Regions from separate parts of the Homo sapiens genome. Here region 2 is linked to region 1. Evidence: read pairs that join two places in POLR2A ChIA-PET (ENCODE). Cell type or tissue: PC-9. All regions are shown on one strand.

Region 1 (8,000 bases):
GTGCTGGGATTACAGGCATAAGCCACCACGTCCAAACTTTCCTGCCTTCTTGAAAAGAATTCACTGAGTATCATTTAACCTTTCTTTGATAATTGAAAGCTATAGTCATACATACCAATGGCTGTAGGGTGATGTCGTGATTGGGGCCATGTAAAGCATGCAGGTTGTTTATGCTGAAGGCAACCAAAAATATGCCACCCCAAAATATACTTCTTTGGCATATTTTGAGATGGCTATTCTGAGGGGCTGCAAACACGAGAATAGTCCTGAAAAACTGTCTTTTGTGGGGGAGACTTGCATCTGTAGAGGAAATCAACGTTAGTGGAGTGAAGTAAACAGCAGATGCGAACAGGCTTTCTCTGAAGCCCCCTTATCCGAATTTAGGAAAGGCTGACTCACAGGAAAAGGAGAGCAAAGGTCTGGCAGACACCTTACCCCAGGCTGCCACCTATTTTTTCTGAGAGCTGCTACCTTTTGGGGTTTTATCTGCATAAAAAGACAGCCTTTCCCTGCCTTGCTTTCCTCCCTTCATTGTTCCATAACCCATGAGGCTACCTCCATCCCAAGAGTCCCCAAACCCCTATCATTTCTGTAATCTCTGAATGGTATTAAAACTTCAGCCATCTGACCCCTCCTTTGAGTCTCATACTGTGTGTATAGCTCCTATGATCATATGCACATTAAGTTTGTATACCTTTTTCTCCTATTGGTCTATCTTTTGTTATAGAGGTATCCCAGCTAAGAAGTTATTAGGATTGAGAAAATAAATTATATTTTTTCTCCCTTTCAATACCCTGCTGTAAGCTGAAAATAAATTTCTTTTTTCTTTTTTCTTTCTTTTTTTTTTTTTTTTAAGACGGAGTCTCGTTCTGTCACCCAGGCAAGAGCGCAATGGCACAATCTTGGCTCATTGCAACCTCCACATCCCAGGTTCAAGCGATTCTTGTGCCTTAGCTTCCTGAGTAGCTGGGATTACAGACATGCACCACCACGCCTGGCTAATTTTTGTATTTTTAGCAGAGACGAGGTTTCACCATGTTGGCTGGGCTGGTCTCAAACTCCTGACCTCAAGTGATCCACTGCCTTGGCCTCCCAAAATGCTGGGATTACAGGTGTGAACCACTGTGCCCGGCCTGACATATTTTTAAATGGCCTTGCAAAGCTGTCTCCTGTGGAGAAAATCTATATTCTGTAGAGAACCCCCTCTCCTTTGCAAGTTTTTTCCTGATCCAGGAAAGAATTAACTAAGAGTCTGGCACATCTTAAGGCCTCATAAAAGACATTTACTATCTATTCTACAAATAAGAACTTTGGTCTCCACAACCCGTTAGGCCAGGTTGCACTGTGTTAGCGCATTCTTGCATTGCTATAAAGAAATACCTGGCCAGGCACAGTGATTCATGCCTGTAATCCCAGCACTTTGGGAGGCCAAAGCAGGTGGATCACTTGAGGTCAGGAGTTCGAGACCAGCCTGGCCAACATGGTGAGACCCCGTCTCTATTAAAAATACAAAAGTTAGCTGGGCATGGTGGCAGGTGCCTGTAATCCCAGCTACTTGGGAGGCTGAAGCATGAGAATCACTTGAACCCAGGAGGTGGAGGTTGCAGTGAGCCGAGATTGTGCCACTGCACTCCAGCCTGGGCGACATGGCAAGACTCTGTCTCAAAAAATAAATAAATAAATAAATAAATAAATAAATAAATACCTGAGACTGGGTAATTTTTATATATATAAAAAAGAGGTTTAATTTGCTCATGGTTCTGTAGGCTGTACAAGCATGGCACCAACATCTGCTGAGCTTCTAGGGAGGCCTTGGGGAGCTTTTACTCATGACAGAAGGCAAAGCAGGAGCAGGCATGTCACATGGCAAGAGAGGGAGCAAGAGCCGGGGGGAGGGGCGTGATGCCATACACTTTTAAACAACCAGGTCTCATGAGAAGTCACTCACTATCGTGAAGACAGCACCAAGCCATGAGGGATCCACCCCCAAGACCCAAATGCCTCCCACCAGGCCCGACTTCCAACATTGGTGATTATATCTCAACCTGAGATTTTGGGGGACAAATATCCAAACTATTTCAACCCCTTATCTTAACCCAGACACTCCTTTCTATTGATTGCAGGTCTTTAAATAATAACCCTTTCAACCAATTGCCAATCAGAAAATCTCTGAATTTATCTATGACTTGTGAGCCACAGGTTCATGCTCTACCACCTTTCTGAATCAAACCAATGCATAACTTACATGCATTGATTGATATCTTATGTCTCCCTGAAACATATAAAACCAAGTTATAATCCAATCATCATGGGCACATGTTCTCAGAACCTCTTGAGACTGTGCCTTGGGCCTTGGTCACTCATGTTTGGCTCAGAATAAACCTCTTTAAATATTTTACAGAGTTTGACTCTCTTTGTCGACACTGCCCTAATGTCTTGAAGGAAACCAAAATATTCCAGTCCAAAATACACTTCTTTGGCATATTTCCTTTTTTTTTTTTTTTTTTGAGGTGGAGTTTCACTCTTGTTGCCCAGGCTGGAGTGCAATGGTGCCATCCCGGCTCACTGCAACCTCCGCCTCCTGGGTTCAAGCGATTCTCCTGCCTCAGCCTCCTGAGTAGCTGGGATTACAGGTGCCCACCGCCACGCCCAGCTGAATTTTTTCATTTTTAGTAGAGAGGGGGTTTCACCAGGTTGGCCAGGCTGGTCTCGAACTCCTGACCTCAGGTGATCCGCCTGCCTCGGCCTCCCAAAGTACTGGGATTACAGGCGTAAGCACCGCACCTGGCCCTCTTTGGCATATTTCAAGATGGCTATTCAGAAGGGCGGAAATACACAAAGAGCTTAAAAGCCATCTCCTTATGAGAAAGATTTGCATCTGCAGCAAGAATCTGCATTGATGCCACCAGGCTGTTTCTGAAGCCCTCCCCTATCTGGATCTGGGCAAGATTAGAAAGTCTGACACCTTAAAAGTCTGAAAGAAACATCTACCTTCTATTCTTTCTGAGGGCTGCTACCTGTAAGGTTTCATCTGCATAACATGTTCTCCCTATCCCAGAACGTGTTTTGCCACAATCCAAGGTGGCATTCCTTCTGTAACCTCAAGATGGTACACAAGCTTCTGAACCCCATGAAAGGGTGGGAGTAATCACTCTGTGGTTCTCCTTGTGCACATTAATAAATCTGTACGTCATTTCTTCTGAGAAAAGAAAAACAGCTGACAGAAGTCTGAGCTGTGTGAGATATGCAGGTCCAGAGAGACACGAGTATGGGACTTCAGTCACACCTCACCACATGCATCCATGTCTGAGGGCAATTGCTTAAAGTCATTTTGTTCCTGATTAGCTGCCTCATCCATTATCTTCATGTCCCTGGACAAAGAACAATGGATAGCCAATCAATAGCTTATGTTATTTAAATGTAAATTCTTGGTAAAGAATTTAGGAACTGCCTCTTCTTTTCCTTTAAAAATCAACTCGTATCTGTTGCTAATCAGAGGGCAACTTGAATCTATGCTCCCAGGTTGGAGTCCTCAAGCTTGGCCCAAATAAACTCTACTTACATTATGTTGGCCTCAGCTTCTTCCTTTTAGGTTGACTAATCTGGTGAAATTGGCAGGATTCAAAGTAACTCCCCTCAACCACCCTGTGTTTCTCTCTGAAAGTGATACTGGGTACCAGCATGAACATTCCCTCCAGTGTCCCATCTGATGTTTTGGGTGAGTTCTCCTGAATTAGAACCTCCCACTCTTTGATTGAAGGTCCAAACGTTGTTTGAACTATTTTTCAAACCCTCTCTGTCCTGGGGAGAGCTTCGGGCTTTGCCTTTGAACAGGACCTTTGAGTAAAAAGCTCTTCAGGGAACTACCTTTTTTCTCCCTCTGCCTTGGGATCAGGGGTTCTGGTCAAAGTTTTTCTACCCCTGTGACACAGCAGAATTTTTGATCAAAAGATTGACAGTTAGGTACTGGTGGTTTCATTTTGTTGGGGCTCAGAAACCAATACCCCAAAAGATAGCATTTTGACAGATTGAAATTGAGAAGCCTCAAGGTCTCTCTGACCTCTCCCTCCCACCACTGTCTCCCCTGTAGAGGCTGAAGTTCCTTTATCTGCTTAAGATCCAGACCCACCAAGGAGAACGATTGTTTTTTGCTTCCCCTCCCTGTTTTCTCATTATCTATTGCAGAAAATAAGACCAAGGCGTAAACACACCTGAACAGACCCGTTTTAATGACAGTTTCCAAGGATCATTTAAATTTCAAAGCGAACTATTTACAAGTTCATCTCTGTTGCCAGATCCATTCATTCTCCCTAATAATCCCCTCAACAGAATTCTTCTTCTCCCCACCTCCATAACCTGTTTTGCCAGGATCGAAGTCCCCATTCTTTCTGTAACCTCAAGATGGCATATAACCTTCCATTTGTGGAGAGTTCTTAGCATGAGAGAGAGAGAGAAAAATAAGATGGTATCTGAGCTTCTGTACTCATTAGGAGGTTGGGTCTTCATGCTGAAGGCTCCTGTGTATACACGTCAAACAAATCTGTATGGCTTTTCTCCTATTAATCAATCTGCCTTATGTCAGTGATTTTTCAGCAAACCTTTAGGGGACCAAGGGCTTTGGCCCCCATAGTTTCATAGAGCATGCTTTTAAGATTGCAGCTCAGCCAGGCACGGTGCCTCACATCTGAAATCCCAGCACTTTGGGAGGCCAAAGTGGGAGGATTGCTTAATCCCAGGAGTTCGGGGCTGCAGTGAGCTGTGATCACGCCACTATGCTCCAACCTGGCCAACAGAGCACGACCTTGTCTCAAAAAAAAGAAAAAAAAAAAAGGTGGCTGCTGTTTTCCATCACTTGAAAATGTGGACTTAGCCTTTCATTTGTGACCAGTTCCTGTTAGTTCCTAACTGAAACGTGTACCCCCTTTTTGCTCTTCTGGACACGTATAACACGTCTGGTTTCCCATGCCTTGATCACTGTGCTGCCACATGGTAGTTAGAGACAGTGTGAGACATGTCACACTTTGACCTTAAACACATTCCCCCATTGGCCACTTTTGAAAAGTTCTTAAATTATGGGAAATCAGCTTCAAAATCTAAGCACTCTTTTTAGAAATACCAGCTGGATTTACGTATAACCCTTACAGGTGTCTTCTTGTAAATATCTAGGAAAAGTGGGCTCGCTTAACCTGGGACACTCAAAAGCAGCAGAAGCCAAAGTAGGGATCTTCTGAAATGTCTGAAATAATTCAGCTGGGTGCCATGGCTCACACTTGTAATATCGGCATTTTGGGAGGCCGAGGTGAGAGGACCACTTGAGCCCAGGAATTTGAGACCATCCTGGGCAACATAGTGAGACCTTTTCTCTACAAAAAATAAAAAAATAAGTGGGAGGATCACTTGAGCCCCACAGGTCGAGGCTGCAATAAGCCGTGATCACACCACTGCACTCCCGCCTGGGTTGACAGAGTGAGACCTTTCCTCAAAAAATAATAATAATAACAATAATTCATTTGCATTCACAACTAGAAAAAAAGCTGGTTTTAAAACCAGACACACTGAATGGGAGACCTAATTTATGTTTTTCCTGGCTGAAATCTGATAATAAGAGATTCAAAAAGATTCTTTTTGAGAGTTCTATGGGAAGAAGTCATCTTCACTAAAAGTTGATATTTAGTACTGGGAGCAGTGGTTCACTGCTACAATCCCAACACTTGGCGAAGAATTGATAGCGGCAGGAGGCAGGCCAATGTCTAGGCAGATGGAGGTGGGGTCCCCTGTGAAACCCCATCTTCAATCCAAAGAGTTTAAAGCCTGAAAGCCAAGCTACAAGTCAAGTCTACAGACTGGGTTGGGAATCTCTCTTCCCATTTGGTGCACTTTCCTCTGTTTGATCCTCACCGTTCACCTATTTTACATATCCTACCCTTCCCTAATTGTTTTTTTTACACTGTCTTCCCCACCTTTGAGTGGTGTCTTTCTTTTGGGTCTTTTGCATACTCACAAACCAGTCACCACACACAAACCACACACCACACACAAACCACACACCACACACAAGAACCTGGGACCCACCAAACAGTAGGGGATGAAAGGAGCTGTAAGCTGTAGCCCTCCCATCCTTTGCCAGTGCCAGGCAGCTGCCCCACATGATGGGAAGCGGCTTGCAGAGCCAAGCCAGCTGGGAGCCATGGGCTGGAGTGGGGTGGTGGGAAGAAATAAGCAGAGGCCCTGACAGCCACAGAAGTTTCCAGCTGGCAAAGTGAGGCTGAGAAAAATCCTGCATCAGAAAGAATGAGGCAGGAGGATTACTTGAGGCCAGGAGTTCAAGACCAGCCTAGGCAACATAGCAAACCCCGTCTCTACAAAAAATGTTAAAAAAAAAAAAAATATATATATATATATATATATATATATATATATATATATATATATATATATATATATATATATAGTCAGGCATGGTGGCACAGACCTGTAGTCCTAGCTACCCAGGGGGCTGTGTTAGGAGGATCGTTGAGCCCAGGAGTTCAAGGTTTCAATGAGCTGGAGATCGTTGAGCCCAGGAGTTCAAGGTTTCAATGAGCTGGATTATGCCACTGCTTTCAGTCTGGGTGACAGAGCAAGACCTTGTCTCAAAAAAAAAAAAAAAAAAAAAAAAAAAGCTGATATTTAGGCTATAATTTTTTTGAGAATAAAATATTTCTTCTTTTTCCTTTTTTGGATTCTGTTTCTGGGATTTTTCTCAGTCAGCTAAAGCCCCTTTTTAAATGTGTTTGATCCCACTGTTTGCTTCCTATCTTATTGGCATGATTTTTGCTGAGAAAAATGTAAAACTTCATTGGCCTTTTTGAAAGCGGAAAATCTTCCCAAATTGGCTCCTCTAAGACTTGTTCTTCTATTTTCTTCCACATCTGCTTCTCCTTCCTTTTGTCATTTTCAATACCACATGAAGCTTAGAAGAGACTTCTAATGACCCTGAGACCCCTTGAAGAACACAGAACACAGCACCACTCACCTGCTTTTTGGAGTTTCTGTTTTCCTTATGGAGTCTGAAGTGTTGTGGGCAATTTCTTTCAGGTCTAAAGCTCTATTCCTTTTTGCATTGTATCGCCTAATCTCTTTGGTTTTAGTGGGTTCCATGAGTTGCTTTGTGCTGTGAGCGGGAACCTGACGTTTGTGTGTGCACTGGTTGACAAGTCACTGGTGAAGGCTGCAGTTTTGGAAATGGCTGACAGGGGATACAATGAATGGTTGCTACTGCAGGCAGGGCACACTTTTCTTTGTGCATTTAGATGAGAAAGGCATCATTTGAACACTTCAAAGGTGTAAGACTGCTCATCATTGAGGGATAAGACTCCCATGGGGGATAGGCTAGAATGGGTTTATTGGGTCACCCACCGCATGGCTGGTCTCATGGCATTTCCAACTTTTGGGGACCCAGGATGCAGTAAAAATGGGACCCTTGATTTTTAAAAATTTCGATGCCCTGCCTTCCAGTTGTGCCTGCTTTTCACATTTAAATATTTGACCCTGAAGACTACAAATGCTTCCCTTGCCCTATTCACTAAAGGGTTCCACCCTAAAGTCAGTAATCTAATTAAGCAGAAACAAGCTAAATTGAAAAGACCACCTATCTAACTAGATTGGTATTTAAAATAAGACCTGTGGCATTTAGCTGGCTATTTTGTAACACTTTGTAAAATAAATATCTGTAAAGGAAATCTCAATTTTTAAGAGCATCGTCCTACACTCAAGCCACAAGAAAACTTTTATAATGGGAAAGATATTGCTTAAAGTTTACACAACAGGCTGGGCATGGTGGCTCACGCCTGTAATTCCAGCATTTTGGGAGGCCAAAGTGGCCAGATCACTAGAGGTCAGGAGTTTGGGACCAACCTGGCCAACATGGTGAAACCTCATCTCCACTAAAAATTAGCCAGGTGTGGTAGCCTGTAATTGCAGCTCCTCTGCAGGCTGACGCAGGAAAATCATGTGAACCC
Region 2 (8,000 bases), 300 kb before region 1:
CCAGGCTGGCCTCAAACTCTTGGCCTGAAGCAATCCGCCTGCCTTGGCCTCCCAAAGTGCTGGGATTACGGTGTGAGCCACTGCTCCTGACCCCATATTTTTTCTTTTAATTATAAAGGTAATAATGTAAAAAGAAGTCAACTCCCAGTTTAACTCTAGCAGAGTAACCAGTGTTAATTTTTTTTTTTTTTTTTTTGAGACGGAGTCTTGCTCTATTTCCCAGGCTGGAGTGCAGTGATGCCATCTTGGCTCACTGCAACTTCTGCCTCCTGGGTTCAAGCCATTCTCGTGCCTCAGCTTCCTGAGTAGCTGAGATTATAGGCGCCCAGTGCCACGCCTGGCTAATTTGTGTATTTTTAGTAGAGATGGGGTTTCACCATGTTGGCTAGGCTGGTGTTGAACTCCTGACCTCGTGATCCACCCGCCTCGATGCTGGGATTACAGGCGTGAGCCACTGAGCCTGGCCAATCCATTCCTTTTTATGGCTGAGTAGTATTCCATTGTGTGTGTGTGTATATATACATATATATACACACATATACATATATATACACGTATATATGTATGTATGCGTATATATGTATGTGTGTGTGTATATATACACATATACATATATATACACCTATATATGTGGTATGTGTATATATATGTGGTATGTATATATATGTGGTATATATATGTGGTATGTGTATATATATATGTGGTATGTGTATATATATATGTATATATGTGTGTATATATGTGGTATGTATATATATATGTATATATGTGGTATGTATATATGTATATATGTGTGTCTGCATATATGTATATGTGTGTATATATACACGTATATGTGTATATATATACGTATATATGTGTATATATACATATATACGTATATATATACACACACACATATATATACACATATGCAGGCACACATATATATACATATATATATATACATACCACAGTTTCTTTATCCACTTGTTGATTCATGGGCATTTGGGTTGGTTCCACGTTTTTGCAATTGTGAATTGTGCTGCTATAAACATCCGTGTGCAAGTATCTTTTTTGTATAATGATATCTTTTCCCCTGGGTAGATACCCAGTAGTGGGATTGCTGGATCAACTGGTAGTTCTACTTTTAAGGAATCTCCACACTGTTTTCCTTAGTGGTTATACTGGTTTACATTCCCACCAGAAGTGTAGAAGTGTTCCCTGTTCACTGCATCCACACCAACATCTATTTTTGATTTTTTGATTATGGCCATTCTTGCAGGAGTAAGGTGGTATCGCATTGTGGTTTTGATTTACATTTCCCTGATCATTAGTGATGTTGAGCATTTTTTTATGTTTGTTTGCCATTTGTATATCTTCTTGAGAATTGTCTATTCATGTCCTTAGCCCATTTTTTGATAGGATTGTTTGTTTTTTTTCTTGCTAGTTTGTTTGAGCTTGTTGTAGATTCTGGTTATTAGTCCTTTGTCAGATTTATAGATTGTGAAGATTTTTTTCCCACTCTGTGGGTTGTCTGTTTTTGTCTGTTTCCTTCTGCTGACTGTTCCTTTTGCCATGCAAAAGCTCTTTTTTTTTGAGACAGAATCTCGCTCTGTCGGCCAGGCTGGTAACAAAGACACAGGTACTGGTAATAACTGCCATGGCTTATTGCCTACATTAATGATGAAAGCAAATGCTAAATTTCAGCTAGAGGCTAGAGAAAATAAGCCTGGAATTTTCTTTTATGTTTATATACTGCTATGAATACCAGGAGTCCTTGGGTTAAGACTGTAGGGCTTTCTAAAGCCTGTGATCACTAGTGGAGAATGTAGCTTTACAAAGTCTAGTTGGAAATTGGCAACTGGGGGTTAGTACAAGTTACAAGGAAGGGATGGAATTTAAGATGCTAGTGAAAGCTTGGAGGATAAGGGAGCAGGTGAACTCATAAGGAAGTTTATGAACTGAGAAGGGCTGCAGCAAAGTGGGCTCATGTGCTTGAGGAGCCAGAGGACATGTTGAGGGTGACATAGGTTCTGAAGTTCGTACAGATACTTATGCAGTATGGATTCTTGGAAAACCTTCTTTAGTCATGTGATAGAAAAATAACAGCTTATGGAAAAAACAGGGTTGAGGCAGACCTGAAAATACATGAAATTTTAAAAACCGCTTCTAACAGAAGCATAACAGACTGTAATAAAAACTGTGGCCTTCCTGGCATTTGCACCCAAACAACAGCATTAGCCAACTCTTTGAAGCCTTAGATCTGTGGCTCTTGTTTTCTCCTTTGAGGTGTAGGTCCTTGAGGGCATTTGCTTCTAATAGAGGCTAGTTTCATCAGAATTAAAAATCTGAACCATGGTATGAAATTCAATTCTTTTTTTTTTTTCTTTTTTGAAAACACTGGCAAATGTTTTGTATCCTTGAGCTTTCCCACATATCTTAACATAGTGAGTGGAAAGTACAGTGGCTGTTAAGCCAACTACTCTGAGGTCTTCACTGCTAAGGCTTACTCTTAATTGTGTGAGAGCTTAACCTTGATCCCTTTAAAACATTAATGGGCTAGAAAAAAAACCATTCATAAACCAGTGCCACCTCTGAATTTTGCTACCACAATTCCCTTATTTACCAATAGTGCATGAGCTAATTTGGAATAAAGAACTAGGCATTGTAGCACAACAGACATTATGTGGGCAAAGTGTTGTTTATATTCTGTCTAAATAGTGCTTCACATGTATGTACTATTTTCTAAATATGTATAGATGCTTTTGTGATTAATAATAAAACATGAATTCTTAAAACAATTTTGCTGACTTCATAGTAGCTTTTCACCGTTTTTTCAGTAGCTGCTAAAATTTCTGGAGAAGTTTGGGAACTATTGTTTTGGAGTGAAATGCAGTGTGTTAGATATCACTTGCAGAATTCTTCTAAGGGTATTTATTGGCGATTAGAAAAAAAATCCTTGTGTTATACCAGTAGTAATACAAAGTAATTGTTCAGCTTCTGTTAAGTGTAAAGGACTATACAAGTATTGTGTATAGTTATCTCATTTATTATTTTCTGGGTAGCTATTGTTATTATTACTTCGTACAAAAAGGGAAAAGGAGGCTCAAAGTATCATGCTCCAGATAACAGAGCCAGTAGGTAGCAGAGCTGGGATTGCTACCCAGGTCTCTAGTCCTGCTTTTTCACACTATATACTCATTGCTTCACTTACTCCTTCATACATGATTCCCCAGCATGTACTCTTTTTTTTTTTTTTTTTTTTTTGTTTGAGATAGAATCTCGCTCTCTGTTGCCCAGGCTGGCAGGCAGTAGTGTGATCTTGGGCTAACTGCAACCTCCATCTCCTGCATTCAAGCAGTTCTCCTGCTTCAACCTCCTGAGTAGCTGAGATTATAAGCCTATGCTACCACGCCTGGCTAATTTTTGTATTTTTAGCAGAGATGAGGTTTCGCCTTGTTGGCCAGGCTGGTCTCAAACTCCTGAACTCAAGTGATCTGCCCACCTCAGCCTCCGAAAGTGCTGGGATTATAGGCATGAGCCATCATGTCCGGCCTCCCCATCATGTACCCTTAAATACCATCAAGCACAGTTCCATTGTGTAAAAACTTGGCTTGATTTAACCTGTTAATTGGAACACTGTCATTAATGGAAATTAGGAATATGAGGTAAGCTAGAGGTTTTATTTTAATGACTTTGGGTTATTAAATCTATAAGAAATGAAATTCATTTAGTCATAATTAATGTCATGTTTCTGCATCTATATTACTTGTTGGGTTTACAGACGAGGTAGTGTATTATTAGTGGGAAGCTTTGAGTGCTACATCATCTCCCTTTCTATAAAATAAATTGAGTACGAAACAATTTGAATTAAAACACCTGAGTAAATAGTAACTTTGGAGACCTGCTGTACTATTTGTACCTTTTGGATCAAATGATGCTTGTTTATCTCAGTCAAAATTTTATGATTTGTATTCTGTAAAATGAGATCTTTTTATTTGTTTGTTTTACTACTTTCTTTTAGGAAAACACCAGAAATTATTGTTGGCAGTTTTTGTGACTCCTCTTACTGATCTTCGTTCTGACTTCTCCAAGTTTCAGGAAATGATAGAAACAACTTTAGATATGGATCAGGTATGCAATATACTTTTTAATTTAAGCAGTAGTTATTTTTAAAAAGCAAAGGCCACTTTAAGAAAGTTTGTAGATTTTTCTTTTTAGTATCTAATTGTAGCACCTTTGTGGACAGTGGATGTAATATTAAGTGACAGATGGGAAAAGGATTTTTAAAAAAATAGCAACTGTTTCAGTGGATGAAATAAAGATTATTAGCAGAGAAAATGAATATTGGGCATAACTGTCCTGGTGAAAGACAATCTCATAAATGAACAATTTCATAATTTCGTAAATGCAACTGCATTTTATTTTCAAAGAGAAGGAAAATTATAGTCACTGGAAACGGAAAGAGAAGTTAGAGGTAAACATAGGACACACAAGAAAACTTTCATTTTGTTTATTTTCTTGTTTTTCTTTTGAGACAGGGTTTCCCTCTGTTACCCAGGCTTAAGTGCAGTGACACTATCATAGTTCACTAACCCCTCAAATTCCTGGGTTCAAGTAATCCTCCTGCCTTAGCCTTAGTAGGTGTAAATACAGGTGTGTACCACCATGCCTGGCGAATTTTAAAAAAACTTTTTTATAGAGATGAGCTCTCGCCGTGTTGCCCAAGCTGGTCCTAAAACGCTGGCCTCAAGCTATCCTCCGGCCTCAGTCTTAGCCTCCCAAAATGCTGGGGTTTCAGTAGAAGCCACCATGCCGGGCCACTTCTGTTTCTTTTCCATGTAGAGTTCTTTGCAGGAGGAGGTTAGAATAGGTGTGCATCTCCTAAATAGTTGTCGAATATAACTAAAAAGTTAACCAGGACTCTAAATACTATTTACTTCTAAAATTTGTTAATTGGGAACATTTAGGGTTTAACTGATCTATATCTTATGTCTTTAACAATTTTGAATGATAATTATATGTAAAGTAAGAACAGTTTGTGAAATAGTTGAAAATATCCTTACATGAAAGTGAATTTTAAAGCACAGTTTATGTAATGTTAATGTTTTGTTTTGTATCTGTTAAAAATTTGTTTATATGAACAAGTTTACAGGTTTACTGTGGTGAGCCCGTTGAATATAGTGGGTTTTTTTTGTTTGTTTTGTTTTTGTTTTTGAGATGAAGTCTCACTCTTGTCCCGAGGCTGATGTGCAATGGCGCGATCTTGGCTCACTGCAACCTCTGCCTCCTGGGTTCAAGCGATTCTCCTGCCTTAGCCTCCCGAGTAGCTGGGATTATAGGCACCTGTCACCAAACCCGGCTAAGTTTTGTATTTTTGGTAGAGATGGGATCTCAGCATGTTGGCCAGGCTGGACTCAGGTGATCCGTCTGCCTCGGCCTCCCAAGTGCTGGGATTACAGGTGTGAGCCACCATGCCGAGCCTGAATATAGTGTTTTTAAGTTGCAGGACTTTAAAAATAATATTTTGAAATTTTTCTAAGTTAAATTCCCTGTTAAAATGGTCATGCAGGAATATACGCTTGCATTATTCATATTAGGGTAACTGTTTGGTTTGCTAGTTGTTAGATTCTTTGCATTCCTTTTTTTTTTTTTTTTTTTTTTTTTTTTTGAGACGGAGTTTCACTCTTTTTGACAAGGCTGGAGTGCAATGGCGCTATCTCGGCTCACCTCAACCTCCGCCTCCTGGGTTCAAGCGATTCTCCTGCCTCAGCCTCCCAAGTAGCTGGAATTACAGGAATACGCCACCAAGCCCGGCTAATTTTGTATTTTTAGTAGAGATGGGGTTTCTCCATGTTGGTCAGGCTGGTCTCAAACTCCCAGTCTCAGGTGATCAGCCCACCTCGGCCTCCCAAAGTGCTGGGATTACAGGAGTAATCCCCCACCCTTTTAAAAAAATGAGACAGAGTTTTATTCTGTCACCCAGGGTGGAGTGCAGTGGTGCGATCATGGTTCACCGCAGCCTTGAATCTGGGCTCAAGTGATCCTCCCACTTCAGCCTCCCAAGTAGTTGGAACCATAGATGTGCATCACCACACCTGGCTGATTTTTAAATTATTTGTAGAGATGAGGTCTTGCTTGTTGTCTAGGCTGGTCTTAAACTTCTGGGCTTCAGCAGTCCTCCTGCCTCAGCCTCCCAGAGTGCTGAGATGATAGACATGGGCCACTGCCCCTGGCCGCATTTTTCTTTTCTTTTCCTTTCTTTTTTTTTTTTTTTTTTTGAAACGGAGTTTTGCCATTGTCGCCCAGGCTGGAGTGCAGTGGCACGATCTCTGCTCACTGCAACCTCTGCCTCCCGAGTTCAAGCCATTCTTCTGCCTCAGCCTTCCAGTTATCTGGGATTACAGTCATGTGCCACCACGCCCAGCTAATTTTTGTATTTTTAGTAGAAACAGGGTTTCTCTATGTTGGTCAGGCTTGTCCCAAACTCCTGACCTCAGATGATCCACCTGCGTCTGCCTCCCAAAGTGCTGGGATTATAGGCGTGAGCCACCATGCCCGGCCCTAACTGCATTTTTCTTAGTATTTGTGGTTTGAGTTAATACTTGCCCTATGTGATGTTGATTTATTATTACTGGATCATTAAGTGAGGTTTAAAGAAGCTAAATGCCATTTGCTCTATGCCCTCTGGATTTTAAAAGTGCATGGGTGTGCACGTGTGTAGGTATAAATGTTTCCATATTCTAGTATATTCTGTGTCAGTGATAGAGCAGTCTTAGAGCTGTCTTTTCCATTTACTTGTAGGTTAAGAAGCCAAAAAAAGTTGTGTCATCATCCCGTTTAGGAAAACTTACATTTTGGCTATTGTTTCCTCTAGTGCTGCTATTAGTGGAATGATTTTAGGTGTTCAACTTTCAGATCAATGGGAGACAGAAATATTGTTCTGAGACATCTGGAAGCCGAATGTGTTTTATTCCTGCCTGTCTGAGGATGTGGTCTTGCCTTTGATAGGGCAAAGTTATTTGTAAACATTGCTTTAAATAAAAACATGTAAAGGTGTTTTTGATGGTTAACAAAAACTATGAGTATAATAGAGCCTAGTCCCTATTACGGACTGGTATTGATCTGGTGTGGGAAGAGTATTGAGCTTTTCAGTGTCACCTACCTGTATTCCCTTGAAGGGACCCAGAGCCCAGGCAAAGCTCTGCTGAGGTCGGGCGTGGTGGTTCACGCCTGTAATCCTAGCATTTTAGGAGACCAAGGCGGGTGGATCACCTGAGGTCAGGAGTTCAAGACCAGCCTAGCCAACATGGTGAAACCCTGTCTCTACTAAAAATACAAAAATTAGCTGGGTGTGGTGGTGCATGCCTGTAATCCCAGCTATCTGGGAGGCTGAGGCAAGAGAATTGCTTGAACCCAGGAGACGGAGGTTGCAATGAGCCGAGATCATGCCACTGCACTCTAGGTGGGTCCCTGAGTGAGACTCCATCTCAAAAAAAAAAACAAACAAAAAAAAAAAAAAAAAAAAACCTCTGCTGAAATGCTACAGTTAATTTTGCCATTTGTGGTCAGCATTCTTCTTCTAAATTGCTATAATCTTGCCTTCATATTATGTGTCTCAAATTTAAGCAGGTATCAGAATGTCCACGGGAACAAATTGCCATGGCTCTAAGCCCAGAATCAGATTCTTCAGATCTGGAGTAGGGCTGGGGAATTTGCATTTCTAACACACAAGTTTGTTGATGCTGTTTGTCTGGGGTCCACGCTTGCCTAACTTCTGATGTGATTTATTTCTGCCAGTTTCTTTTTTTGTTGTTGTTTTATTTTTTTGAGATGGAGTCTCGCTCTGTCACTCAGGCTAGGGTGCAGTGGCATGATCTTGGCTCACTGCAACCCCTGCCTCCTGGGTTCAAGCGATTCTCCTGCCTCAGCCTCCTGAGTAGCTGGGGTTATAGGCACACTGCACCACACCCAGCTAATTTTTGTATTTTTCGTAGAGACAGGGTTTCACCATGTTG

The links. Peaks named below come from ENCODE experiments on the same cell type or tissue, not always from the same donor. Only the 100,000 strongest peaks of a DNase experiment are listed, where the experiment ranks them.
Region 2: POLR2A ChIA-PET joins it to region 1 with 23 read pairs; 2 of 35 experiments call an interaction of 5 or more read pairs at or near these places.

Annotation. Positions count from the first base shown.
Region 1 is chr2:47,738,204-47,746,203 of GRCh38, forward strand. No RefSeq gene overlaps it. Among named protein-coding and RNA genes, the nearest start is that of MSH6, 41 kb to the right of the region's middle. In PC-9, no CTCF peak of the experiment used is centred here; a DNase peak (open chromatin) is centred at 3,108.
Region 2 is chr2:47,441,542-47,449,541 of GRCh38, forward strand. It overlaps MSH2 (mutS homolog 2), which reads left to right. Exons shown (of 16, transcript NM_000251.3): 8 at 4,007-4,116. Among named protein-coding and RNA genes, the nearest start is that of MSH2, 42 kb to the left of the region's middle. In PC-9, no CTCF peak of the experiment used is centred here; no DNase peak of the experiment used is centred here; H3K27ac peaks cover 680 bases.